Linked DNA regions of Mus musculus: regions 1, 2, 3, 4, 5 and 6 are each linked to region 7. The links are chromatin loops, found by intact Hi-C in ENCODE. Cell type or tissue: left cerebral cortex. All regions are shown on one strand. Region 1 has its middle 6.4 kb from the start of Gadd45g. Region 2 has its middle 73 kb from the start of Diras2. Region 3 has its middle 85 kb from the start of Diras2. Region 4 has its middle 110 kb from the start of Gm33116. Region 5 has its middle 42 kb from the start of Gm33116. Region 6 has its middle 16 kb from the start of Gadd45g. Region 7 holds the start of Diras2 (DIRAS family, GTP-binding RAS-like 2).

Region 1 (4,000 bases), 690 kb after region 7:
GACGGTCAGCCTTCACTCAGAAAAGCTCCACTTCTGGGGAAGTCCTCTAAAATGGCTCCGGGGATCCCATGCAACCGAGAAATGAGTTTGTTACACGGTCCACATCCACCACTCACAACTTACAGTCAGGTCTGACTTGCTGGGGAGGGATGGGAGAGAACTGGTGAAGGCCATCTTCCTGTCATCTTAGTCACACCTAAGCTTCCCAGCAGGCCTGCGGGCGCCTAATCAGCCCTAGCAGCCCCGTGGGCATTTGAATTCTGGTTATGGGTCTGCTCTGGGAGTGGAAGGTGTGCAGACACACACATGGGGTTCCGAATAGTGACAGAGCCGCAGCAAACCCAAGCCACACGCTTGCCTTCTGCTCTGAAAGATAAGCTAAGGAAAACATGGGAGCCCTCCCACCGTGCTGGCGGGGCAAAGCCAGCAAAACTGCAAGTTCAGTCCCTGGAAGCCTTGTAGAAAAAGCGCAAATGATGGCCGCTGCTCTTAATCCCAGCACTAGGGGTTGGGGGGGGCGGAGGAGAGGACCTGGCTGGCAAGCAAGCCTAGCTTAATTAGTGAGTTCCAAACCAGTGAAAGACTCTGTCTCAAAAAAGCAAGGTGCATGGCTTCTGAGGAGTGACACCTAAGGCTGATCTCTGCTTCCACATGCAAAACACATGCATAAGCATGAGCACACACGTACACACACTCACAAGCATGCACACCCACAGACAAACCAAGACCCAGCGCTGGGGGTTCAGTGCTTATTCACTCTGACCTAGGGTGAAAACAGAGCGCCTGGTTTGGGAGTTTGGGGTTAGGTTTATTTTTGTATTGATTATGTTCTCGGCTGTGAGTTAACGGACAGGCATGTGGTAGGCAAGCTCTCTGCCACTGAGCTACACCCCACCCCCACCCCCCGTCCAGTGCCCGATTGAAAGTAAGTGCTCACGTAGATTGACCTACTAAGTCCACTCAGTCCAGTGCCTGATCGGAAGTGAGTGCTCTCATTTGTGGACCTACTAAGTCCACTTTTATGATGAAGCTCTCCCCAAGAAAAAGCATTTAAAGATGTGCCTGGCAGGCTGATGCACACAAGCCATAAGAGGTGCTGGGGGAACCTTGGGGCACGGAGTAACTACAACAGTGCTTCCAGAGCATTCCACAGCCTGATACCACCTCATGCACCCTAGGAAAGCAACCGTGCGACTCTGATTTTGCAAAGTCTTGAGTACCTGTGGCTGCCACAGTAGCCGAGTCTCTAAGTGGTGAAATGTTTCACCACTGCTCATTTTCTTTGGCTGCGCTGCAGTTGAGCACCCCACAGCTTGATTCCCTGTGATACAAATGTAAACTCCAGTCTGATAACCTCGGGGCCAGATGTCAACCCCACTGCCTGGAGATTACAGACCAAATGGAGGCAGATCAAGAAGCCAGCCTTCTGTGGGGTTGGTTTCAGGGGTAGACACTGAGGAGTGGGACCCCTGCTTCCTATACTGAGTAATGGCCATTTGGCATGGCTGTGTGCACCCTGGCTGAGAGACGTCTGTCATATAAAATGAGCCAGGACCCTGACATATAGTTTGCAGTCAAAATAAAGCCCAACAGGACTTCATGCAAAATATTGCACACATCACAGCCAAGGGTAAAGGGCCAAATTTCCATTCACTTGCTTTTAATGAAAATACCTACTTTCTAGACAGGAATGAGCCCTCTCTGAAAGCCTGGCAAGGTGGTACCTGTAATCCAGGATTTGGGAGGCAGAGGCAGACGTTCAAGGTCCTCCTTGGCTATGTGGCTGGATCTAGACAGACACCATGTCTCAAATGAACAAAATCTCTGTTCCTGCTGTCTGCATAATACACGGGAGGATACCAACACTGCAGGACTTAAATATATTCAACATGTTTTGGGACTTGTGAGTGCCCCTTCATTATTGGATTTTATTCATTTGACACAAAAATTTAATAACTTTTGAGCAAATTAGTATTATCACTATGGCTATTTTATTTATCAAGCTTTTTTTTTTCCTCCCGTGGGGTTTGCTGTGTGCCAGGTGCTGTTGTAAGCACCACTTAAATCTCATGGTGACCCTGAGAGGTCACCCCATAGGTGAAGAAAATGGCACAGAGAGGTTAATCAACTCCATAGTGGTAGCCCAGCCAGAAGGTTAACAAGTCTTGTTCTGAATATCGCTTCCTCTTGGCTGTGTTTCTTCTCATTATTCATACAGAAGAGATGGAATCCCCCACATAGAATTTACAACGATCCTTTAGGTTTAGAACAAACTGTTTAGTTTACCAAGGACAAGATCATCACGTACCTGAAATTTTTGAAAATATCGGCTCCTTCATTGCCTCAAACCTAGGGTGCCTGCCCAGGATGTGGTTGCAGGGTGATCTCTTGTGGTCAACATGAGTATTACACCCATAGAGTGTAAGTCCCTCTGAAATTTCCCGTGTGCAGCCTCTGACTCTCAGTGGCCAATGGGATCCGCTGGTTTCCCATTTCTGCTGCAACTAGTGACCCTAAGAAGGTAGGGAGATGGCTCAGTGGGAAAAAGCTCTTGCCGTGAAGGACCTAAGTTCAAATCCAGAGCATTCATACCAAAAGCCAGGCACGACTGTGTGCCATTAAGTTCAGTGTCTTGTTGGCAGAGATAAGATTCTGGAAGGAGAACCTTCCATGAACAGCCTGGTCAGCTGGAACAGCATGTCCATAGATAGATAGATATGGAGCTCATAGGTTGATGAATCCCTGCCCCACCAGCCTCACCCCTCCCCATCCTGCCTTGTCTTCTGACCTCTCCTCTGTGGGTCCATCTTCCCCATAGACACTTCCTTCTTTGTATCCCCTCTTCCTCTTCCTTCACTCACGGTGCTAAGAGCTACCCAGAGTTATTTAGCTACAAAGGATTCTTCCCACTAAGGTATGCCCATGGGCCTCTGGGGTTACTGCAGCCCAGAACTTAGCAACCTCAGTTTCCCTTTGGAGCTTGGCAGAGAGGCAGAAGGACCTCAGCCCTCCCTACCCTGCAGGATCAACATCTACGCTTTTGAAACATTCATTCACATGGGGTGTACAGGATGATTGGTGTTGTCATAATGTTTTCTTTTTTAGTTTTAGGTGTACGTGCTATATGTGGTGTGTTTTACAAAAATAAGGAGAGGTGGAGGTGCAGTCAGATGGGGGGGGGGTGCCTCTATGGCCCAGTCTGAGACATCCCTTCCCCGTGAGGGACCAGCCACAGGACAGTATAGTATAGAGTTTATTCAGGACATGGAGAAGGGAGTTGAGAAGGGTAGTAGAGAAAGAAAGGCAGAGAGAGTAGAGGAATAGAGGCCAGCCATGAGCACGTGGAGAGAGAGGGGGAGGAGAATGGGGAGGGGGGAGCAGAAGCAAGAGGAGAGAGCAAGAGAGGAGGGAGCAAGCAGCCCCATTTACAATGAGTCAGGCACACCTGGCTGTTGTCAGGTAACTGTGGGGTGGAGCCTCGACAAAATGCTGCCAATGTGTGTAAATACGGGTGTCACATGCTATAGTGCATAAGTGAAGGTCAAAAACAACCTTGGGTGGCCATCCTTGCTGTCTACTTTGGCAGGATTTCTTGTTTGTCTCTGAGTTCATCAGGCTAGCTGGCTTGCCATTTCCAGGGGTCCCCTTCTTTCCATCTCCTGTCTCACCGTGTGTGGGTTCTGGGGATCCAAACTCAGCTCCTTACACTTGTGTGGCCGGAGCTCACACACTGAGCAGCCTCCCCAGCCGGCTCAGGGTGACATTCTCATACCTGTGTGCCATCACAATCTCTCCCCTCACATCCTGCCTGGTCTCCTGACCTCTCCTGTGGGCCACCCCTTGCCCCAAGACAGTACAACTGACAATATAATGGAAGAACCAGTCAGGCCTTGGAACCCAGCTCATGGTCAGCAAACACCTGCCAGCACGAGAACAGACCCCCAATCCATCAAAGTCCACAGTTCCAGGGAAGTCCCTAAATGTTCTAACCTTGCTCTTT
Region 2 (4,000 bases), 73 kb after region 7:
TTCTACCAACTCAAACACTACGAACATCAGGCAGCAGCTAAGGCCTATATCAGAAATCCGCCCCCTCCCCGTTTCGGTTAGCTTGCCTGCCTGCTGTCCCCACCAGCTTGCTTACTGAATGCTGTGACCGTGAACATTCCTGGTAACCACTTCCATGTTGTAAGTTGTTGCCTGGGGCCACCTGAATCCATGTTCCAGGGCCCCAGTCCCTCCTGGTTGTCTCAGCATAAACCAATTCCTATTCTTGTTGGGGTAAGACACTATGGACACTAGCATCTAGTATTTTTTATATCTGAGGAGGTTGGGAGTGGTTGTGCCAATATCAGGGAAAATAGCTTCCTATAAAGAACTGGCTTTTAAATACCCTTCTTTGCCTTCTATGGGAAATAATGGCAGGCTGTTATCAGTTAAAAAATAAGTCCTTGGTGTCAATGGCATCTTTATCAATGAAGGAGCTCCGTGAGAAAAGCAGACCAGGAGATTATGAAGGAAGAAGAAGAAACAAGTGCTTCCACTCTAGGAAGAGGAAACAGGCATGTCTCGAGATAAGCACGTGATGCTCAAATCCAGGTGCATATCTGGGAACAAAAAAGTAAAACACAGATATTTACTGAGCTCAGGAACAAAAAATCTTTTCTTTTTTCTTTTCTTTCTTTTTTTTTTTTTAAGAATTATTTATTATATGTAAGTACACTATAGCTGTCTTCAGATACACCAGAAGAGGGGCATCAGAGCTCATTACAGGTAGTTGTGAGCCACCATGTGGTTGCTGGGATTTGAACTCAGGACCTCTGGAAGAGCAGTCAGTGTTCTTAACCGCTGAGCCATCTCTTCAGCTCCTCACCCCCCCCCCCAAAAAAAAGTAAAATGAGGGTTCCCAGCTAATGCGGACAGATACCATAATTGATACCAAGTTCATTTTCAATATAGTATATTAAAATAAAACCTGGAAAGTACCCCATAATCTGTAGGCATGAGCTTCTTTGCAAGGTTCTTGGCAGCCCCCAGCTGCCAATGTCATTAGCTTGTGTGTCTGACCTAAGGGAAATTACCACCATACAGCAGCTGAGCTCCACAGACCGACTAGAAATGAGGGAATGTAAAACCATCAGTGACGACTCTACAAAATCGCATACGGGGTCTCCTTCACAGGACACACAGGGCCTCCTTCATGCTCACTAAATCCCTTCTTCAAAGTCATTGCGGAGCTCTTGTTCCAAGAACTAGACTGGACTCTCTTTAGTGCCTTCAAATAGATGGAAGGGCGGGGGAGTGAAAACCCCCCACAGAGCTGCCACTGCTAATTAGTGTCTCTGCGCACCACTTCCTGCGCGCACAGCGATGCCCAACCCTGCCAAGCCCTGCAGGGACACACAGACAAACAGTGTTTACAAGCCAACATGGCCCCGTACACTCCTCAGCCCTGCTCAGCAGGCACAGAATTCATTTTCTATGCAGAGAGAACTTCACCTAAGCTTGTCTTGGAACGATGGATAAATTCTCTGCTGGATGTAAAAATTTTACCGCAGGAAAAAACCAACAACTCTGCGAGGTGAATTATCAAAGCAGAATAAATTAGAAACAGTGAAAACACTTCTGTTGATTTAGCCCTGCACGTGTCTGCTTTAATTCAGTGTCGTTACGCATGCTCCGTTGTTATGACGGTTCTCGGTTCTCTTTTTTCAGATGCTGGCTGGCTTCTAGGGGAAATAGATGGCCGGCCGTCTGAAAGAATAGCTGTAGCGTCATTTCAGGCTTCCCAGATAACTAAGTTCTGGTTGCAATCATTGGGATTCTTTCCATAGGAGATTATAAATTCAGTCACCAGTTAGTATGCTGTGTTGACTATATATATTTTTTGAAGAACTCTTTCAGCTTTTTTAAAAGGTAATTTATTTTTAAGTACGTGTATATATGAGTCTGTGCGGGTGTATGTGTACATATGAGTTTAGGTGCCCATTTTGGCCAGAAGAGGGCGTTGGACCACCTGGAGCTGGAGCTAAAGGTGCTAATGAACCATTTGACATGGATGTCAAAAGCCCTGTGCCTAGTTTACTCAGAAGGTAGATACTGCCTGGGCTCTGCAAAGGGGGGGTCCCAAACAAGACAGGGTTTTTGTTTTTTTTTTGTTTGTTTGTTTTTTGTCTGTTCTTTAAACTAAGAAGAATTTGTACCCATTTACGGTGCGCCATATGACACGACAGATCTGTCAGAGAAGGAAGCAGTTTCGTTTCTGTGAACATCAGCCATGTCTAAGTGCAGGCACTTCACTTCGGACATTTCTCCATGTTCATTTTCCGTGGGTCCTTGATAGCCAAGGCTTTGCCTGCTTTGTTGGGGAAACTTGTTCCTCCTCTCACTGTGTCTGTTCCCTATCTGATTCCTGTCCTCTTTCCTTTACCTCCCCACCTCCAATGACCACCATTCTCCCCTGATCATCTATGAAACCAACTCCTCAGTGTCCACTATCCGGTGAGCACACATGCCATCTGTCTTTGTGAACCTGGCTGTTTTCATTCGACAGAGTGGCCTCCTATTCTGTTCTTGTGTCAGCAAGTGGCACATCATTATATATATATATATATATATATATATATATATATACATAAATAAATAAACATTTTGCCGGGCATGGTGGTGCATGCCTTTAATTCCAGCACTTGGGAGGCAGAAGCAGGTGGATTTCTGAGTTCAAGGCCATCCTAGTCTACAAAGTGAGTTCCAAGACAGACAGGGCTACACACAGAAACCCTGGGGTTTTTGTTTTGTTTTGTTTTTTGTTTTTTGTTTTTTTTTTTGTGGGGGGAGGTTTTCAAGACAGGGTTTCTCATGTCTAGTGCCCACAGAAGCCAGAAGAGGCCATTAGAGCCATCAGAACAGGAATTAACAGATGGTTGGGAGCCATCATATGGGTACTAGGAAACAAACCCTGGCTCTCTGCGAGTTCTCTCAGTGTTCTTAACGTTTGAGCCATTTTTTCACAGCTCCAATGCTGGCTTACAGTTTAAGGGTGTAGTCCATTGTGATAGAGGAGTGACAGCAGCAGGAGCATGGGGAAGCTGGCCACATCTGCAGCCAGGAGGCAGAGGGCCATGAGTGCTGGCACTCAGCTGCTGTTTCCCTTTTTATTCGGTTGAGGATCCTACCTCATAGAATCCTGTCACCCACATTTCAGTGTGGTTCTTCCTACCCCAATTAACTAATGAACATTGGAGTTCTGCTCACTCCTTTTTATTCAGACTAGGACCTAGCTAGTCCTGTCAATTTGACACTCAACCTTAACCATAACAGGGGCTCATTGTGGGGCAATGACACAGACAGCCTGGTCCCCAGTCAAGCAAAGGTCTGGAACCCTGGTGACTCAGTGGGTGGTGATTTCCACCTGCATGGGACAGAAGGTGTTTGACCATGCCTCCTGGGCCCCTGGATCCTGTCACTTAGCTACAGCTCCTCACAGCCCCCCGCCCCCCCCCAGACATATATAGCCATCAGTCACATAGGAGCAGCACCAAGCCCTCTCACATGCAAATAAGGTTTTCCCAAAGCTCTCAGACCAAACCAATGAGAAGTACTTGTTGTCAGACCCTTACCCACTCCAAAACTGTATGTAAGAATCCTAACCAGAAGGATTTAAGGTGTTTGAGAACTAATCCGTCATCCAAGCCTTCTGCTCTAAGAGCTGTAACACTTGGGAAGAGGTCTGCTCTCCGGAAACGCCACTTGAAGCTCTGCCCGCCTTACTGGCTAATCAGCCCGACCTGACTCAGTGCAGGGTGGAGTGGAGTAACCTGGAAGGCACAACAGAGATGGAGGTGGAGCCAACTGCAGCAGCGGGAGCAGAGGAAACAACTTCCCTTCCCTGCCAGCACTCTTCCCTTCGCTGGAACTCTCCCACCAGGCCAGGCCAGAGATCTCCGTGCAAAGCCTCTGGTATGCACCAGTTAAAAGTGGAAACCACTGAATATCGGCTTGTAGAATATGTTTATAGTTTCCCATGGAC
Region 3 (4,000 bases), 85 kb after region 7:
GAAGGAGGGCCGCCAGCGGATGAAAAATTACTGAGAGGAGACACCAGGAATAGCGGTTCTATCAACTGAATGATTGGGATTTTCAAAATCACGAGAGCATGAGCAGGAATTATGACTGTCCTGGCAAGAAGGATATTTTACAGGGAGATGCTGATAATACCAGACTATGGGCATAACACACTTCAAAGAGTTAAATTCTCCCAGGAATCTCATGCGGAGGACCCCCATAAAAGATAGGCTGCAGCCAAGACAATGGTGGGTGGGACCAAGGTCGCTAAGTTATTCATACTTCTGCCTCTGTGTTTAAACCCAAACCTCAGGACAAGACCTTAAAGATGGCGGTGGGACTCGCTGGGCCTCCTTATTTGTTTGTAGTCACGTAGATAACACATTCTTCGAAGCTTCTATTTAGTTTCTTCCTTTTGTGCTCATGCGTCGGTTTTGATTTTATGATTTTTGTTTTAAACCGTAGATACATTGCAGAGCCAAATGGGAAGGTGTGACTTTCCTTCTCTCTGCGTGCAGAAGGAGGAAAAGGAAATGGATGTAGTTGAGCAGATAGCACTGATGGAGAGCAGGTAGGTCCACACGGATCAGTGTTGTGGGTCCTTCCGAGGGAAAGGGATACATTCACTGTAGCATGAAGGTGTTTCTAGCCTGAGGAGCAGAGCCTGCACATCCACAGCGAAAGCCACAATCTCCTCAAATTAATAAAAAAATACAACGGCACAGGGTTATAAATTTTAAAAATGTAAAATATTAGGTTTAAATTTTTTAAAAAATGTGTGTATGCATGTGCATGTGTGCATGTGTGTGCATATGTGTATATGTGTGGGCCTTTGTATTTGCACATGTGAGTGCATATTGCATGCATGTCTGTGTGTATTCATGTGTGTGCATGTGTGTATGTGTATCTATATGCTTATGCATGCACGTGTGTGCATGTGGGTATGTGTGTGGGTGTGCATGCATGTTTCTGTGTGTGCATGTATGTGCACATGTGCATGTGTATGCATGTGTGTGCATGTATGCCATAGCATAACTCAATGGGCTGTGGCTATGGATCTATGGCTCAGTTAATGGAGGGTTTGCCTTAGATTTCACAAGGCATGGGCTTGAACCTTAGCATCACATACACCACGTATGGTGACTCATGACAGTAATCTTAGCACTTGAGAGGCAGAGCTATGAGAATTAGATGTTCATACGTTCACAGTCATCCTCAGTTACATAGAGAGTGGGAGACCAGTTGCAGATATATGATAGCTTTTCTCAAAACAAACCAAAAATAAAAACAACCCTGATTCCCCTTCCCATCCCCATGCAAACCAAACTACAACAAGGAAACCCGTAACACAGAGGGGAGGGCCAAAAGAAGCCTGGACCCCCGTCATCCTAAGAAAAAAGTAATTCCACTTATATGCTACAGTAGCTGCAGTAACATTGCCAAGACACCAGACATCAATGCAGGGAAGCTTCTCTCAGAGAAGTCAGATGTGAGTGTCTAACACAGGGAGGAGTTCAAGTAGGTCACATGTATTGGGTTGCCTGCTTAAAGCAGGTCTCCTCTGGCCCAACTCTTGGTGTTTTCAGGAGGAGGGAGGGGTGAGGGAGGGCTCCCTTTGGACTCAACTCCTATTTTTGTAAAGCATTAATCCTGTTCATGAGGGCTTCACTCTCTCAGTCTAGTCGGGCTCGAATCCCAGCTTCAGAAAGCATCACCACCGAGAATTTCAATTTGGAAACATTTGCAACGGGGACCTGAATGTCAATCACAGCGGTAACCATTGTGTGTGGTTTGCAGAAAGAAGGCTTGAATCTAGGTTCCAGTGGTAAAGGTGTGTGGCTCACAGAGGAAGCAATGGAGAGTGTTTGGAAATGAAATTCAGGCAAAAATCCCTGGCAGCAGCTCTGTCCTGCACCCAGAGGTCAGCAAGAAAGTCTGGAGGAGGGATGAGGCTCTGGTGGTCCAGTGTTCACTTAGCCTGCAGGGAAACAAACTCTGCATCCCCATACTGGATAAACCCGGACTGGTGAATCTCAGAAATCCCGAGCAGGGGGCAGGAGGATCAAGAGTTTAAGTCAATCCTGGTTAAATAAGAGGCTCAAATCAGCTTGGGATACATGAGATTCTGACCTAGAGAGAGAGAGAGAGAGAGAGAGAGAGAGAGAGAGAGAGAGAGAGAGAGAGGAGGGAAAGAGGGAGGGAGGAGAGAAGGAGGGAGGGAGGAGGGATAAGGGATAAGGGATGAGGGAGAGCATAAAGCAGCCTCCTGAGTAGTTGCTGGAGCTCAGAGGGAACCACTAGACCTAAAAATAAGGACCAAACCGAGAGAAGCCCGGGGGCGGTGGGGGGAGAGGGAGGAAGTGGAAGACTGGTAATTTTCTCTTAGTCATAACGGAGCCAACAGATGCTCCGTGAGAGCGCTAGATTCAGAAAGAGGAGTGAGTATAACACGAAGAATTATAAAAAGAACGGCTACAAAAGCAGAATCCATGACTCCCAGAGTCCCCACGGGAGAACCGCAGCTCACACAGCCACACAACACCAACTGAAATAGCTAGTCTAGGTGGGCAGAAGGCAGAAAATAGTGGGGTCTCAGGATGGGGTGATATGTCAAGTCAACTTAGGCGCTCTGTGGCTGAGTAAAATAGAATCATCTCATCTATTAAAAAATACATGATAAAGGAAGCCTGATGGGAAAAAAATGAAGTCAGTAAAAGAGGTAAAAGTAAGGATCATACAATATTTCCCTGGGTGGGGGAGGGGAGCAGACAAGAGGCTCAGGAAAATCAAAACATGGACACATGGGGCTGGGAGATAGCTCAGTGGTTAAGGGCAATGACTCCTTTTCCACAGGATCGGGGTTCAATTCCTAACACCTATATGGTGGCTCACAGCCATTTGTTGTTGAGGAAAGTAGTGATTTACAAGCAAAGATCCTAAAGGCTCAGCAGGCTCCAAAACGAAGACAGTTTTCATAGATGGAAAAGGGAGAGACAAGAGAGAGGGGGAGCTTTGCTTACCCCAAATCTGCATCCATGGAGTTTGTCACCCACCCATCTAGTTATCCCTCTCCGTCCAAAGAATGGGAGGGGCAGGAGGTTTCTGTTGGATTTTCTCGTCCATCTTTCCCGAGTCTTACCTGTGAACAGTCCCATATAGGCATCCACTAAGAGTGCTGTTGACATGCAAGTGAAACTTAAGGTATCGGTGTGATAACCATCAGGTTCTGGTTGTGGCAGTGGGTAGTTCAAGAGGACAGAAGTACAGATTACCGGAAACTCCGGTGTTTTAGCCCTGGAAAGATGGACAAGGAGGCAACACGGTGGGATCCCAGAGGGGAGTTCAAGACCCGCCTCTTGCCCGAGCTAGTATCTCGCCGGCAAGAATTCACTCGGACAACCGGATCCTTCTACGGCAAAGCTTTTATTGCTTCAACATAAGGAAGACCCCGAACCCGGAAAATGGTGCTGCTTATATAGCCCGCAGAGTGACGTTTCAGCACCTGATGTGGCGTGACAGCACCTGATTAGTTGCTTGCCCATCACCCCATTACTACGCCCCGAGATGGACAGTGACTGGGCGTGAATTTACTCTTGCACTTGCGCATAAGGCTTGTTTACTAGTTAGGCGCAGTGGAAGCCAGCGCCGTCTTATAATGGCGATTGCTCAAGGCACAGCTCTCCACACCCGCCACCAGAGACAGACAGCATGACGGCAGGGTGTCTCCAAAGACAACCAGAGCCCAAGTGCTAGAAGGTGGTTCCATCCTTTTATCCCTTGAAGGTGGGTGGTGAGGGCAGGCTTCACAGCCAGAGTCTGCAGCCAGGCTCTCTGGGTGGGAGGCAGGGAAAGAAGTGGGGAGCCGTAAGTAAGTGACTGGTGCCTCTACCTCCCCATAAATACCTTCTGATTTTACCTCACATCCCAGGTGAGAAATTCTGTCTGCCATGCCTGTCAGCATCTGTGGAAGGGGCATACTCCTCCAGTGCCTGT
Region 4 (4,000 bases), 190 kb after region 7:
AAGCATTTTGCAGAAGACTGGCTCATTTAATCTTTGGTTCCTGGCTCTTGAAGCTCTCCTACTTAGTCTTGGTGAGGTTACAGGTCTACTACCGACTTCCTTGTTCTCTGGTGGATTGATTCTTTGCAAGGTTGATAGGCTAGAAATACATGGCTTTCTGTAGATGAAAGTGATATTTTATAAAAATGTAACAAATTCTGTTATCTCACTGCGCTGCTCTGGATCCGTGTTGAATTTGAGACTGCATCACACAAATGCCACAGCATCACAATGACAGCTGGCGCTTTCACTTTGCCTAATTTTGGTGACACTTCAGCACATTAGGTCAAACTACATCTCTTAAATGAGAGCACTCTCTGGGTGCCTGGGAGCCTTGTTCCACATTGCAATAAAGTTTGATTAAAGCATCCTTCATGTAAGGGACTTGAATTTCTTCTGTGCAACAATATGTGATATGTATATAAAAAGATAAAGAGATATAAGATATGTTCTATGGGGGTATGGTAAGGTATGGGGGAAGGGGGTGTCTCAGAGGGTCCATGCTGTGGCATCCCTTCCCCCTGAGGGACCAGCCACGCAATGGATTGTATAGTATAGACTAGAGTTTATTCAGGGCATGGGGAGGGGAGTTAAGAGGGTAGTAGAGTCAGAGAAAGGCAGAGAGAGAGGGGTGGGGAAGGGAAGGGAAGGGAAGGGAAGGGAAGGGAAGGGAAGGGAAGGGAAGGGAAGGGAAGGGAAGGGAAGGGAAAGGGAAAGGGAAAGGGAAGGGAAGGGAAGGGAAGGGAAAGGAAGGGAAGGGAAAGGAAAGGAAGGGAGAGGATGGGAAGGGAAAGGAAAGGAAGGGAGAGGATGGGAAAGGGAGGAGGGAAGGGAAGAGCCCAAGAGAGCAAGAGAGATGCAGGAGGGAAGCAAGAGTAAGAGAGCAAGAGAGAGAGGAGGGGGCAAGCAGTCCCTTTTATAGTGGGCCAGGCCTCCTTGGCTATACCAGGTAATTGTGGGGTGGAGTTTAGACAGAATGCTAACAGTATGCAGGGTGATAATTTCATGTGTGTGTGTGTGTGTGTGTATGTATGTATGTGTACATGTAAGTTTGCGTACATGTGGTTACCATCAGAGAAGAAGAGAGCATTCTGGAGCCTGGATCTAGAGTGATAGATGACAGTGAGCCGTCCAACAGGAATGCTGGAAACCGAAATTAGATCCTCTGAAAGAGCTGCAAGTGCTCTTGACTATTGAGCCAGCTCACAGCCCCAAAGGCTAGGAATCTCTAAACACGCCCTCCACATACATCTACAGACCTGCACACATGTGCCCACGAAATTGCAACTTAACCACTAGCAGTGATTTTTTTTTTAATGTGAGGAAGTTTGTTACTATCGTCCTTTTTGAATAACATATTCAATCACCATATTTAAGCAAAATTTAAAGGTTGATTTTGCTATGCCATCTGTCCATACAGCTCTGAATAAGCCTAGTTGTTTGGCGAATCTTTAAATACAGATTACTTTAAATGTAGAGCCTCTCTTAGGGCTCACTCATTTTTCTGGGGTTTCCACCCACATGAATTTTCTTATCCTATTCTAGAGAGCAAGGCACACAATTTGCCTCCCGTGGTGTGATCGTCTCTTTCCTACACTTTTCTTCACCCAGGTGGAGGGCCCAGCCTGAAGCTGGTTTTATCCATTATGTTGCACCCTCTCTCCCAAACACTTCGCTTCACAAAACCTTTTAAAGAGCTGTCCAGCACGGCCAGGGAGATGGCAACATCCGGTCCTCAAGCTGAGTCAAGAATGACTGGCCAAGAAAATCTTGGCAGTACCATGGTGAGAGCGACCACAGAGTCCTCTTGCCCAAGAAAAAGCCTCCAAGCAAAGTTAATCGTTTCCTTGCTTGTAGCAGGGGCCGAGTGTTTAGACAACACAATGGGAGGGGCTTCCAAGTCATCTGACTGGAGTTAACGGAGTGATGCAGAGACAAGAAGTGTAATGCCTTGCTTCCAAAGACTTGAGTTGGGAGGGGGGAAAAAGACCTTTTGGCGACTTAAGAAACACTGGGCTAAGAATAGCATTTTTATCCAACCTAAGAGAAGTTAAAACAGCTCCAAGGAAGCAGATAATAGCAGCTGCTGCCTGGAACAGTGAATGAGCTCGAGCTCTGACGAACGCCTCTGCATGCGTTAGGAGCACAGAGATCTTAGGAAACACAAGGTGTTTAAAGACCAGGCTAGATCCTCCTAAGATAAGAGGGGAACCGTCTCCAATAGAGCCCACCTTATTTGCCACAGATCCCCTGTGGGAGGGTCCATCAAAGAACCACATCGGCATCATGAAAAACCGTATAGTCTAAGTGACTGTGCCTTCCAGTGCGACAGGATAACTAACAATTGCTCCTCTGTCCCTCACCAGCATGGCTTCCGGTGGGAAGGAAGAGTCTCTGTCACCTTCAGCATCACAGCATAGAATAATGAATGGTGACATGAACAGGTAGCCACTGAAATCTTTGCAGATACTATTCAATGTGCCTGTCAGAGCACCAGCGAGCCATAGTAAAATACACAACCACCAGTTGGTCATTCTGGCCAATGCCAAGTTATTTTGGTGAGTCATAGTGGTGATGTCATTTAAACATTCCAAGCCCCTGTTCACAATGAAGGTAGCCAGAGGAGAAGTGCTCATTGGTGAGCATTCTGCCAAATATCAGAACATGCAACAGGAAGCCACCATAGGAACCAGGCTGGCTACCTGAACCCAAAGCATTGAGTGTAGAAGGCTCTGCTGCTTGGAAACGCATGTGCACGCACACACACTCTCACACACACACAGACACACACACACAGACACAGACAGAAGGTGGAACATTTAAGTGACATTGGTTGGTCTTTTGGGGTTCAAGAACGCTTCCTGGCACAACATTACCAAATAAACAGCTACATGAGTTTCAGCCGAGCAGGGTTGGGACACTGATCTGCAGGTTTCAGGTGCTCTCTGATGGCATCCTTAGCTTTTGGATTAGTGAAATCTAGATCTGCTAAAGATGCCTAGATCTGCTAAAGATGTGTTGTAAGGTCTTGATAGTTACAAGGGTATTAGTCACACATGGTGTGGGCAGGGAATGGCTGGAACTAAGAGTGGCCCAAGGTAACTTGGCTCTGGATTGCACAATCTACTCTCCACCATTTCTCATTTGCTCATTTGGCTTTGTGGAATCCTTAACAGGTTTTCTCCCTCCCCCTCCCCTCCCTTCCCCCTCCCCGTCCTCCTCCCCCTGCCCCTCCCCATCCCTCTCTTCTCCATTTCCCTTTCCCTCCTCCTCTTTTCTTCTTCTTCTTCTTCTTCTTCTTCTTCTTCTTCTTCTTCTTCTTCTTCTTCTTCTTCTTCTTCTTCTTCTTCTTCTTCTTCTTCTTCCTCTTCCTCTTCCTCTTCCTCTTCCTCTTCCTCTTCCTCTTCCTCTTCCTCTTCCTCTTCCTCTTCCTCTTCCTCTCCTCCTTCTCCTTCTCCTTCTCCTCCTCCTCCTCTTTCTCCTCCTTCTCCTCCTCCTCTTTCTCCTCCTCCTCCTCTTTCTCCTTCTTCTCCTCATTCTCCTCCTCCTCCTCCTCCTCCTCCTCCTCCTCCTCCTCCTCCTCCTCCTCCTTCTCCTTCTTCTTCTTTGCTCCTGGGAACTTCACATATCACAACGAATGCAAGTTGGAGGATGCTACAGTAGAAGTAGTACAAGTGCTTGCTGTGTGTTGGGAACCTTCCAGAAGGTGTACATGGGCTATTTTATCCAAACCTCATCACTACTCATTATGCTACATGCTTCCAGCAACTCACAGATGAGGGAAGGAAGGCTAAGTTAGGTACATTCCGGGTAACCATCAGTTATAATTATGGAGACTTAAAAGCAGGTAGCCCTAAAATGCCTGGTACACTCCAGCTTTCAAATGGTACCTACACATCCCCCCCCCCCCGCCCAACCTGACTTTTTTCTCAAATCCAGAATACAAAACCAAAACCAAAAA
Region 5 (4,000 bases), 260 kb after region 7:
GTCACACTGGCCTGGGGGATGGGCAGGCCAGATCATCAGGGTGGGAAGTGGCCTCCAGGCAGAAAGGAAATGGCAAGTAGAAGGAGCTGTCCCAGTATGGATGTGATGCTGTCCCACTGTGGACACGATGCTGTCCCAGTATTGACATAACGCTTCAAGAAGTGCTTTGTCATGTGCTGGACCACAAAGTTTGGAGAAGTAACCACAGGAGGGTGTGGCTCTGGTGTTACAGTTCCCTATGTTCCTTGTACTGTTAGAACTGATGGGAATTGGGCTGATGTAACCTTTCTGGCTTTTCTATGCCTGCCCCAGCTCCCGAATAATGACACAGAGATTTATTTTTATTAACAGATGCCTAGACCTAAGTTAGGCTCATCCTCAACTAGTTCATAACTCAATTATCCCATGTATAGTCATCTAAATTCTGTGACGTTGGCTGCTTACCTCTCAACCAAATTCCTAAGTCCGGCTTCCCCTGAGTCTGAATGGCAAATCCCCACCCCTGAGTCTTTCCCAGCGTTTCTTTCTCTCTGCTGGATGTCCCAACTTACTATCCTGCCTTTTGCCATAGGCTATGGGTGGTTTTGTTTTAACCAATCAGAAGATGCCTTAGGCAGTCAAGGAAGGACAGAGACACATCTTCTTCACACAGGGTACAAAAACATCCGTCCGACAGGCTGAAGTTATTCTAGCGAGGTTAAGTAAAGGCTGGAGAGAAGCACAGGCTATGAATGGGTGTATTAAAGGGGGAGTGGCTACACAGTAGACAACCCTGTGCTTGATGAAGCTGAGGCAGGGATGCAGGGGTGAGACACTGGGTGGAAAGGGTCAGCAAGTTAGAAAGCTGGTAGCTTTGAAGATGGCAAAGGAGACAGTAAATGTGCTCTTGTGCTGTTGTTTCCAGATTTTGGTGGTTTCTGTTTATTTTATTATGTTTGTTTTGTTTTGTTTTGGAGACAGGTTTTTCACAGCCTAGCTTTGAACTCATGCATAGCCCAGGCTGACCTGACTTTGGTGGGTTGTGTGCTATGTCAGCACACACACCCATACCCCACAACACACAACCCACCATGTTAGGTCACCATGCCCAACTGAAGCATTAAGGTAGAAACACTGATCAGATGAAATAAGAAGGAGTAGAATGAAGGATCAGCAAAAGGGGGTATGAGGTCATCAGCAGAGAAGGCTGGGTTACATGAGGAGGCAGGAAAGCGGCTGTGAGGGGGCGGCAGTAGCTGAGGGAACCCACTCCCACCCTCAGCAGGAGGACACTGAAATAGCTACATGGCTCACTGCCATTGGAATCAAGTAAAGAAAAGAGACAGGGTCACACCACCTGCATAAGTGATAAAGTGAGAACCCGCACAGCAGAGGTGACCCAGCAGGCTGTCCCTAGTTGCCTCTGGATCCCCACTGAGCCTCACAGAGAGGCCTTCCGTGCAAATTAGGAACCCAGAGAACCAGCTTCCCCACCGCACCCCACCCCCCCCCCCCACACACACACACCCGTACATAAAAGGATCGCTGGACCCCTCTGCTCATGAGAATCATGGGCAATGTATATGTGCTAGAAATCGACTTCCTGAACCCACTCTGGGCTCTGGGTTGAACAAAGGTGGAGAGGTAGTGTGAGTCAGGTCTTGCACGCGGACATTTCCCTAGCACTCTGTTGCTAAGTAGACCTATATCACACAGCGCAACCCTCTGAATCGGAAAACTTGTTTTAGTGCGCCCCCTACCTGTAAGGCTTAGAAAGAGCAGTGGTGTGAAGCTGACTCTCAGGGAGCTTGACATCTGGGAAGGAATCACTTAAATTCACAAAAAAAAATCACCTTTTGTCTGGGGTCAGTGTGTGACCATGACCTAGGTGCAAAACCTGACCTTCCAGACTGTAGATAGAGGTCAGAAATGTGACAGTCACACCAGGGTGAAGTCCAAACAGGCAGGTACCAGAATGAGTTCTGAAGACACATAAAGAAGACAGACAGAAGAAAGCTACCCTGAAAACAGCTGCCCCTGGCCCACTGCTGTGTCAGCACACACCCCCACACCCCACAACACACAACCAACCTGTACTCGCGTCTTCCAATCTGTGGGTTTATGGGCTGGCTTCTTCCACATTTCCCTGCTCTACCAACAAGCTCAAAGTGTTCAGGATCTGTGTCTGGTGCCTAGAGCATTGGCAGGCACTCCCAGAATCTCTAGGAACCCACTGCATGTTATAAATGAAGGGTATACCACCACCTCTGCAGCTCTTTCCAGCCCGGTTACTCAAACAATCTGCTCCTGGCGTGTCTCCCTATGGGCTAGAGACAACTAGCAGAGACAGAGACAGGCAAACCCGAACTCCAGAGGACAGGCAAGCCACATAAGCTGTCACGGTCCAGTTACTTTCTGCTCTTCCAAAGCCAGTCCTGCCTACACATCAGCTTCCTGCAACGAAGGTCTGGGATGATCGCTCAGGTTGAGAAAGCGCTTGCCACCCAAGCAGGAGAACCTGAGTTCAATCCCCCAACATGGTATAAAAAGTCAGGGGCACCATTGTAGCCTTGTAATCCCAGCACTGGGGGTGGGGGATGGGGGTGGGAATTGGCAGATCCTAAGACTTGCTGGTCACTCTACCCACTGTCATCAGAAAACCCCAGGTCCCAGTGAGAGACCCTGTCTCAAAAGCAAGGGATAGGGATAGCTCAGCAGTTGCAGAGGACCCAGGTCCGGTTCCAGCACCCACATGGTGGTTCATAAATACCCCTAACTATGGTTTCAGGGGAATGCCCTCTTCTGGCCTCCAGGGGCTCCTTCGTGCACATGGGGCACAGGATCTCATGCCAGCAATTATGCATGCACATAAATGAATAAATCTTTTTTTTTAAATTAAAACCCAACGTGGGTGGCTCCTAAGGGATGACCTTTGACCTCTCTTTGTACAGCTGTACACATGCCTTCAATCACACAAGTGCACTTGCGCACACACACACACACATACACAATACACATATACATGTATACCCATACATGCACTCATAACTCAATTAATACAGGAAATATAAGATTTCCCAGAGTGGGTCAAGCTGTTCATCACGGTAGGGATTTCTCTGGGTGTCTTTCTGTGCTCATTGTTGCTCAGTAATCTCACCCTCTGGCCCCATTTTCCATGATCCCACTCACGTGATGAAACTGCATCCCTGAGGCTGTTAACTTAGCTCCTGCTAATATGCCATCAGGAACCGTGCCTGGCACAAAGGCAGAGGTCAATAAAGACCCATCACCTGTGAAGTTACAGGTTGGCAAGACTGTTCTTGACAGAGCTTATCAGTTCCCCACATCCCACCTCAAGTCTTTCCGTAAACGGACACCTTTTGTTCCCCCCACCCCATGCCACCCCTACCTCTGCTTGGTAACCATTCTCCACACTATGTGAGAAATCTCAGCAGTTCACAGTGAGCCTCCTCCATCATCCCACCAACCCTCGGCAGAGACGAGTCTTCCACTTTCCATCACAGAAATCCACCCCCGGAGAAATCCTAGAATAGCAGGAAACCTACACGCCATCTTCCCCCAGGCTTAAAATCCACACGGCATCTGTGGAAGCGACGGCAAAGTTTGTCCTTCAGCGTGTTTGTTAGATTTATTTGTGTTAGCGGGAGGGGTGCAAAGAACAAGTGGAGAGTCAGAAGGGACCTGGCTCTCTATGTTAGGTCTCTCCCTTGGGGTACAACTCAGTTGTTAGGCTTAACTGGAGGCCTCTTTCCTTGCTGAGCCATCTACCCAGCCCTCAAAGTTCATGTTTCAAATGCAGAGGTGGCATCATTGGGGCTTAGCACAGAGGGCTTTGATTCCTTCTGTTGCGGAGTGAAGAAACACCCAACACCAACCACGCCGATTGCTAGTGTGTTCTCGGTTGTGATGAACTAATTAAAGCTTTCCAAGTAGCAGCTGGAGAGGTGGCTTAGTGGTTAAGAGCACATGCTTCTCTTTCGAAGAAACCAGAGTTCAGTTC
Region 6 (4,000 bases), 700 kb after region 7:
AGATAGAACGGCGTTAGCCCTAGGAAGGCAGCTTGTACCCCGTCAGCGGTGCCACTTGTGTGCGCATGCGTGTTTGTTTATGCGCGCATGCGAAGTATGTGCTTGCATGTGTGCACGTACCCGTGGAGGCTGGAGCTGATGTCTACTATCTTCCTCGCTTGCTCTGTACCTTATTTTTTGAGACAGGGTCTCTTGCTGAGCATGGATCTCACCAATGTGGCAGACTGGCTGGCAAGTGTGCCTTCTAGATCCTCCCGCCTCCATTTCCCAGGACTGGGGTTTCAGGCCCACGCCTCCACCCCATCATTTTACATGAGATCTGAACTTAGCTTCTCATATCTTCACGGCAAACTCTATACGGACTGAGCCAGCTCCTCCTCACCCCCTCCATTTGTCTTTATCTCCACCCTACCCCCACAATCAAGGTTCTCCTGACAGAAGCAGGGTACAGCCACCAGCTCTGCCTCCTGCCTGACCGGGAAGGATTTAAGCCACCAGAGTGGGTTTGGGTCCATCTCACTGAGTACCAACTGGTGGCTAAGTACAAGGCCTGAATCACACTGCGGGCTGCATAGGACTGACCTGACTGCTGGGGCGGGGGGGGGGGGGCAGGAGGGGGACAGGAATCAGACACAGGAACAGCGCCACACCCCACTTGGCTCCTCTAGCGCCTAAAGAGTCTATGCTGCACACTTGAGCTCAGACAGAGCTGAACCTCGGTGGAGCGCCTCTGGATGGGAGCTGTACGCAGTGCTTTCCTTCTGTGAGATCGCTTAGTTCTAATCAGGATCGATGATGTGCCCCTTCCACTGGTTCCATATTTGACCAGTGGAGAGAGAAACTGAGACTCACAGCGGTTGGGAATCGGTCCATCGATCCTGGCGTTTTGACTGCAGGATTCTAACAGAACCCCTCAGGTGTTTTTGCTAACCCTTATCACACCCAAGTTTGAAGAACCTTTAGTGGACCAGGGAGATGGCCCAGTGGGTAAAGTGCTGGTCACCAAAGCATGAGGGCCCACAATCAATCTCTAGTACCCCGGTGAAAGGTCAGGCACGATGCAGTGTGCTGGAGTAGAGACAGGAGGATCAAGGGAGCTTTCTGGCCAGCTGGCTAAGCTAAAGCAGCAAGCACCAGTTTGAGTGAGAGAAGATGACGACTCTGGACTCCGCTTACATGCCTGGGTGAGCACAGCAAGTAGAAATGGGAAGGAGAGTGAAGAGAGAGGAAGACGGGAAGCCGAGAGCCAGAGAAAGGGAAGAAAAGTAACAGATGGGATGTGATGATACCTGGGTTTCAGTGACTCTTGAATGAAATTGTCAAAACCTTTTTCCCAAAATCAAATGGAGAAAATAAAATTTTAGACACCCTGCTAGGTTAGGGCTACTCAATGAAAGCCCAATTAGGGGCAATGCTTTGAGAAACATATTGAATTAAAAGGGTTTGTACTTGAACAATGAAGTAATTACACTTAATGCTACCAAAACAAACCAAACGCGGGTCCACAGCACCCTCTAGTGTTTACATTGAGCATTTACAAGACCATTCTCCCTCATCCCAGCAAGCAAGACTCACCCAGAACATGACTGCTACATAAAGATGCTAAAGGAGTTCTTTAACACAAACCGGTCCAGTAAACTTTCACCTACTTCTCAAGCGTGGTGTCTCACAGTTGCAATCCCAGGACTCTGGAGGCTGAGACAGGAGAACTGACACAAGTCTGAGGCCAGCCTAGACTATTGAGAAACAACCTATTTTTTAAAAAAAAAATCGCTTGAAGCCCAAAAGTAACTGTAACATTTAATATCTATTGTTCTGGTGTTAATAAAAAGCCGATACAGCAAGGAGAGCAGTGACAGCATTTTATTTAAAGATATCTACATTTTAAGTTATTTATTTAGTGTACTGGGCATGCTTGCACTCACACGCAGGTGTGCACATACCACATTCTGTTCTCAGGAGCCAGTTCTGTCCTGTTGCCTTGTTGGACCCAGGGATAGAAATCAGGTTGTCAGGCCTACACACAAGTGTTCTACCAGCTCAACTATCCCATATCCTCATTTTAATTAAAAAAAAATAGTTGACCTACTAACCATATAATGTGCTATCTTAGGGAAGTTTTAACCAAATGCATGCAAAGATTAGGAAAGGTGACATAAAAGTAATATCTATGATTATTTAGAAGGAGAAAATAAATTGTGACAGAATATGGTGGTATAACATGTTTTTAAAGTACTAAAGAATTATCATGATCTTAATCTTAAATTTTTAGCATAGGTCTGGCGAAGTGGCAAGGTGGCAAGGTGGGTAAGGGCACCTGCTGCCAGGCATGGCAACCTGAGTTGCATCCCTGGGACCCACATCATGAAAGAAGGGACGTGACTCCAGCAAATTGTCCTCTGACCACAGCATGACCCAGAAGCACCCACCTAAAAGATAATAAATAAAATATAACATTAAAAGAAAGACATTGGCTGGGCGATGGTGGCGCACGCCTTTAATCCCAGCACTTGGGAGGCAGAGGCAGGTGGATTTCTGAGTTCAAGACCAGCCTGGTCTACAGAGTGAGTTCCAGGACAGCCAGGGCTACACAGAGAAGTCTCGAAAAAGAAGAAGAAGAAGAAGAAGAAGAAGAAGAAGAAGAAGAAGAAGAAGAAGAAGAAGAAGAAGAAGAAGAAGAAGAAAAGGAAGGGAGAGAGAGAGAGAGAGAGAGAGAGAGAGAGAGAGAAAGAGAGAAAGAGAGAGAAAAACATTGTTATACACCTAATGCAAAGCCAGCCCCTAATCCTTGGCCCACATTGCAGGTCATGTTGGGTAGTTGGAACATCAGTTCCACCATATTTTAGTTGCCAATCCCTTTTGCCTATCACTAAGACAGAGATAACAATCTCTCATCTACTTGAGATTGGGCGAGACAAGGCAGTCTCCAGTAAATGACAGCTGTGGCAGTACTGGGTGCCAAGGGTGCCCTTTACCACACAGTCTCAGAGTGACAGGTTTGTTTTTTGGTTTTGGTTTTGGTTTTTTTCGAGACAGGGTTTCTCTTTATAGCCCTGGCTCTGTCCTGGAACTCACTTTGTAGACCAGGCTGGCCTCGAACTCAAAAATTCGCCTGCCTCTGCCTCCTGAGTGCTGGGATTAAAGGCGTGCGCCACCACACTCGGCTCTGCATTTTTTTTTTTTTTTTTTTTTTTTTTTAGTGACCGTTTTACATCTGTGTGTGCAGAAGTTAATCTTGGTCTTTCTTACATGTACTGAGAAAAAAAAGACTTCACATTCCCGTTGCTTAAATTCTTCCAACTTGCTTGAATTCAGTTAGCAGCTCGTTGATCACTTCATTGTTCCATGAAGTTAGCTGGAAAATTAATTCTCTAAAAGGGAACGTTGCCCATGATTGTGAATGTTTGCTCAAAATTACGTTTGTCTGACATGGACGTAATGTTTGCTGTTTGCTACAATGTAGCAAGTACAGGAAGTACAGGTAGCAAGTACAGGAAGTACAGGAAGGTGCTGTTGTGCCAGTGGACAATGAATGAAAGCAGTTTCCTTATTTGTCTTGAGTCCTTTTTGAATTCCAAAAGCTTGTTGAATTTAAAAAAAAAAAAAAGCATTGTTACAATGTAATTGAAAAAAATGTTGCTCTTAACAGCAGCAACAAGAACACGCTCAACCCGAACCTCAAAACAGAGAGGGGGTCATGCAGATGGATTGAATGAGGTCAGAGGCCAAGGTGAATGAACCCAGCCGCCTTGCTTCCTCCGTTTGCCTTCAGCTCAGTCACAATCACCCAGGGTTGCCTTTAGAAGGTCAAGGGGTAAAATGTATGGGGCCTTTTCTTTTCTTTTCTTTTCTTTTCTTTTCTTTTCTTTTCTTTTCTTTTCTTTCTTTCTCTCTCTCTTTCTTTCTTTTTCTCTCTCTTTTTTAAGATTTATTTATTTATTTTATTTATGTGAGTACACTGTAGCTGTCTTCAGACACACCAGAAGAGGGCATCAGATAT
Region 7 (4,000 bases):
TTTTATGTAGTGTCTGCTGAGAGAACTGACTACAGCTGCTGGTTCGTATTCGGTGTTTGCTACTGGACTGAACTGCTGGATACCATGACAACAAAGATTGGACTCACCTCTCCCACCCCACAAGAACTCTTTCTAAATAGGTTGACTTCCCCTGTGTCCTCATAACTTTTCTCTTCCACTACCTCTGGTGGGTGGTAGGCTAGAAGGGAGGGAGAATCCTTATTAAAATAGGTTTAGAAAAAGACAGAGTCAGTCAATTCTTGGAACATATCATGAAACAATTTATGATGAATATATCACAAAGTTATAGAGGAAGAACAAGTTTAAAAAAAAAAAAGACAAGGTGGCCTTCATGTTAGGACATGATTAGAGAAAAACACACAGTTAGGGAACAGTATACAAATAAATCAAGTTCTAACATTATGTTTAACTAGGAAAAGGAAGAAAAAAAATGGAGCGAGCTGTCCCCTAATACTGTCTCTGGCTCTACAACTCTGGGATTACAAGAATGTCAAAATGTTAATTTTTTTTTTTTTTTTTGCATGCATGGGATCAAGCTCGGATTCTTGTGTGTGCTCCCCAAGTCCTGTAGCAACTGAGTCATCTCCACAGTCATACACAGACCTTCATAATGGAGAGACTGTGGACATGTGGACTTCCTGCTCACAGGCATATTCAAAGTAGGGCTACATTTGTGAAGGCCACTCTCAAATGGCCTTGTTAAAAATGGTCTACTCCCTTCTTATTTTAGTAGCCATAGCACTAAGGCCAGAGTCAAGCTGAACTAAGGAACAAAGATGTTATCTTAACTGTAAATAGTGAAAGCATATCTTAGGTAAGATTTCAAAACAAACAAACAAACAAACAAACATGTTTCCTGTGAATAGCAGGGCAGAGATTTGCTTTGCAAACCAACTTCAAAGGATTATATCCTCTGAAATTACAGGACTCCAGAACTTACCCAAACAGAAAAGTGACTATATTATAGCTTACAGAATCTGTAAGCTAAGCCTAATTTAGAAGATACAGGCCCCATTTTGTAATTCTTTTACCACATCACCAAAGGACAAAGATAAGGATAAAAAAAGAAAAAAAGAGTTTCCTCCAGCCATAGAGTGCAAGTATGATATAGGTAGATGTTCCTGTCCAGCGCTTACAAAATGTCAGTACAGCATATTCTCTCTCTCTCTCTCTCTCTCTCTCTCTCTCTCTCTCTCTCTCTCTCTCTCTCTCTCTCTCTCTCTCTCTCTCTGTTAATTCTTTGAAATGGTCATGAAAAGCTGCTGAGCAGCGTGGTCCCCCAAGCTTACCCAAAGAGGTGATGTCAGAGCCCTGTCCTGTTAAAACGCTTGAATTCTTGTAGTATGGTTGCCTTTCAGGCAGGGAATTTCTTGGCACCTCTAAGTGACAGGCTGTCTTGTGATTTAGCACATGTGACTACTATTGTCGACTTGACAGAATCTAGAGTCACCTGGAGACGGGCCTCAGGCTTGTGGGAGGAGAGATTATCTTGATTACTTAAGTGTTGTGCAAAGGCCGGTCTTGACTGTGGGCTAGACCATTCCTGGGTACAGGATCCTGGACTATACAAATTGATCTCGGTAGCAGCGTGCTTCCACAGTCGTCTAAGTTCTGATTACCGATGCGATGTGATCAGCCATTTCAAGATTTTTTTTTTCCTGCTTTGCTTTTTTACTCTGAACTATGAGCCAGAGCAAACCCAGTTTTCCTTAGCTTGTTTTTGTCACAGCTACAGGAACAGAAACCTTGCCCAGTGACCAAGTCTTATTGCGTGGTAAGCAGTGATTAAGTACACTAGGGTAGGAGCATAGTTTTAAACACAGGAATCCACTGTCCTTTCAACGGAATGATTTTTGATTCATTTAATTTTCAGAAAATTCTAGTCTCTTGTCATCTATTCCAGAAGCTTTCGGTAGAGGGCAGCTGAAGGCTCCCGGTGAAAAGCAGGCCACCGCAACGAGCAACCACTGTGCTTGCAGGAGCTTGAGGAGGGTGGAGCCGGAGGCCGGGAGGCTAGAGCCAGAGAGCACCGCGTGGGAGGACTGCACAGGGCCAGGCGCGCGTGCGGGCGGTGCAGGGAGCGGTGCTGGAGGTTGTAAGGCTGTGCAGAGAGCTCGGGCGGGTGCATAAGGCAGAGAGGGGCAGACAGAGAGGGGCAGCACAGGGGGCAGGACGTTGCATTGGGCGTTGCACTGGAGGTGCAGGGCTCTGGACATTGCACTGGGGGTGCGGTGCACAGGGCGGTGCGGGGCGCAGGGCAGCTGACAGCGTCATCAGGCGGGAGCAGCGCGCACTCCGCCTCAGCAGCCACCGCATCGCGCTGCGCGCAGCGGGTCCCGGAGCTGCGCCTGGAGACCTGCGGCTCTGAGCCGGCTCTCCCCAGGTAAGCAAGCCACCACGGCTCTCGGCTGGAGCTGGATACAGCTCGCGGGTGCCCGGCGCTTTTGGCCAGTCCTGGGAGCCAGAGGAGCAGGATTACTCTCTGGGGCTGAAGATCAGTATGTATCCCAGGACTTGGAGAGGGGGACCAGCCAGCCTCATCCTGCATCCTTCCAGGAGGGGAGGGCGAGGACGAAGCCATAGCTCAGTTGGGAGAACGTTAGACTGAACACCTAACATTGCTTTGAAGGGGCAAAACCTCAGGGTCTTACCCAAGATTAGGGATCCCGTCCTAACAGGAGTTGCGGTTGGGGAAATTCTTTGACTGCAGGTATTCTAATGAATGCGGAAGATTCCATCGATTTAGGAAAAGTCTCCTAAAGAGGTACAGCTAGAGAAAGAAACATTCAGAGCCAAGAAGAAATGGCTAGGGGATTCCTGATGTTTGGATCCCAACCTCTAGACTTAACGCTCTGGAAAGGGACCCGCCCCAATGTCTCATTTCCTATTTTAAAGACCAGGCTTGGGATATCCACGGGACTCCCCTTCTTCTCCCGGTGGGAGCTCAGGCAAGTCTCAGCATCTAGTCCAGGCAGAAGAACGTGGGTCTCCATCAGAGGACAATGACAGCTGGCTGCCCAAGGGTTGGACTTCCCCACCCTGCTTTGCGATTCCATGTCCCAGTTCATATTCTTTGGGGTTGGGGGATCTTTGGAACTGGACACCACACATCTCGGTTGTTCCATGCCTTCAAAGGTGGAACACAGTATAACTTGGGTGGAGGAATCCGTGCCCAGCCAGCCTTGTTTAGGAATTCATTTCACATTTTGGTTCTTGTTAGCTTTTAATCGGGCCCCCGTGCATACTAGTTTATACTAGCAGAAGTTTTGTGATTTGCTTAAAAGAAAAAAAAACCCATAAAATATTATTTTAAATGACTATTTTCTAAGTAACAGCAAAAAAGCTGAAGTATTTTAGATCTCAGATCAGTCTAGATGTGTTCTTTCCCACTGGCATTTGGGTTCGAGGAGGTGGAGTGGGTGGTAGAGAAAAGGGAATAAAATTAGAATAAATTTAACAAATTTGTATGGGAATCATACTTTAAAAAAAGAAATTGTTGTTGCCTAAAATTGCAAACTATTCAGTTTTATCTGTGCCCTTCGAACTGGAGAGGGCCCTGAGCACAAGAAGACACAACACCCCCCGCACCCCCATCCCAAATATATCAGAGAAACAGAAGGTGGTACAGGTAGGAGGTCCGTTTGACTGAAGATTTTACATTTAGTGCAGGTGGCTGTCCCTGGAGAACCCAGGCAAGGAGCGGGGAGAGGCAGGGCTGACACAGACTGTAGCCAGGCTCCGAATCCTGTTCAGTTTTCTTGTGTTGGGGACCCGTGTGTAGGGCTTATACAGGAACCCCCAGAAGCTTTTTCATGAGTGCCTTAGCAGGGTGCTCTGGAGGCTTCAGACTCACAGTTTGAAAGGCAAGCTGGGCAGGGAGGGGACTCCAGCAGCTGGCTAGCAACCAGCCTTGTCAACAGAACTATTTCAGCCTGAGAAGGGCAGGCGGGGACCTTGCTACCGGCTTCCCATATGTGTC

The links. Peaks named below come from ENCODE experiments on the same cell type or tissue, not always from the same donor. Only the 100,000 strongest peaks of a DNase experiment are listed, where the experiment ranks them.
Region 1: it touches region 7 in a loop (2.4-fold over the local background); 23 of 42 quality-filtered maps call a loop at or near these places.
Region 2: a loop joins it to region 7, with 2.8 times the contacts of the local background. A loop is called at or near these places in 6 of 42 quality-filtered maps.
Region 3: a loop joins it to region 7, with 4 times the contacts of the local background. A loop is called at or near these places in 6 of 42 quality-filtered maps.
Region 4: a loop joins it to region 7, with 4 times the contacts of the local background. A loop is called at or near these places in 7 of 42 quality-filtered maps.
Region 5: it touches region 7 in a loop (4-fold over the local background); 30 of 42 quality-filtered maps call a loop at or near these places.
Region 6: a loop joins it to region 7, with 4 times the contacts of the local background. A loop is called at or near these places in 23 of 42 quality-filtered maps.

The regions. Positions count from the first base shown.
Region 1 is chr13:51,838,248-51,842,247 of GRCm38, reverse strand. No RefSeq gene overlaps it. Among named protein-coding and RNA genes, the nearest start is that of Gadd45g, 6.4 kb to the left of the region's middle. In left cerebral cortex, a CTCF peak has its summit at 2,398; a DNase peak (open chromatin) is centred at 2,395.
Region 2 is chr13:52,455,351-52,459,350 of GRCm38, reverse strand. No RefSeq gene overlaps it. Among named protein-coding and RNA genes, the nearest start is that of Diras2, 73 kb to the left of the region's middle. In left cerebral cortex, a CTCF peak has its summit at 1,947 (motif pointing right); DNase peaks (open chromatin) are centred at 1,358, 1,610 and 3,792; H3K4me3 peaks cover 554 bases; H3K27ac peaks cover 924 bases.
Region 3 is chr13:52,444,130-52,448,129 of GRCm38, reverse strand. No RefSeq gene overlaps it. Among named protein-coding and RNA genes, the nearest start is that of Diras2, 85 kb to the left of the region's middle. In left cerebral cortex, no CTCF peak of the experiment used is centred here; DNase peaks (open chromatin) are centred at 1,141, 1,765 and 2,401; H3K27ac peaks cover 1,441 bases.
Region 4 is chr13:52,343,682-52,347,681 of GRCm38, reverse strand. No RefSeq gene overlaps it. Among named protein-coding and RNA genes, the nearest start is that of Gm33116, 110 kb to the right of the region's middle. In left cerebral cortex, no CTCF peak of the experiment used is centred here; DNase peaks (open chromatin) are centred at 1,499 and 2,051; H3K27ac peaks cover 776 bases.
Region 5 is chr13:52,273,573-52,277,572 of GRCm38, reverse strand. No RefSeq gene overlaps it. Among named protein-coding and RNA genes, the nearest start is that of Gm33116, 42 kb to the right of the region's middle. In left cerebral cortex, a CTCF peak has its summit at 1,742; DNase peaks (open chromatin) are centred at 1,736, 2,195, 3,520 and 3,864; H3K27ac peaks cover 490 bases.
Region 6 is chr13:51,828,431-51,832,430 of GRCm38, reverse strand. No RefSeq gene overlaps it. Among named protein-coding and RNA genes, the nearest start is that of Gadd45g, 16 kb to the left of the region's middle. In left cerebral cortex, a CTCF peak has its summit at 1,515 (motif pointing left); a DNase peak (open chromatin) is centred at 1,512.
Region 7 is chr13:52,528,824-52,532,823 of GRCm38, reverse strand. It overlaps Diras2 (DIRAS family, GTP-binding RAS-like 2), which reads left to right and starts at 1,988. Exons shown (of 2, transcript NM_001024474.2): 1 at 1,988-2,404. In left cerebral cortex, a CTCF peak has its summit at 1,932; DNase peaks (open chromatin) are centred at 2,528, 2,912, 3,511, 3,868 and 3 more places; H3K4me3 peaks cover 2,090 bases; H3K27ac peaks cover 2,589 bases.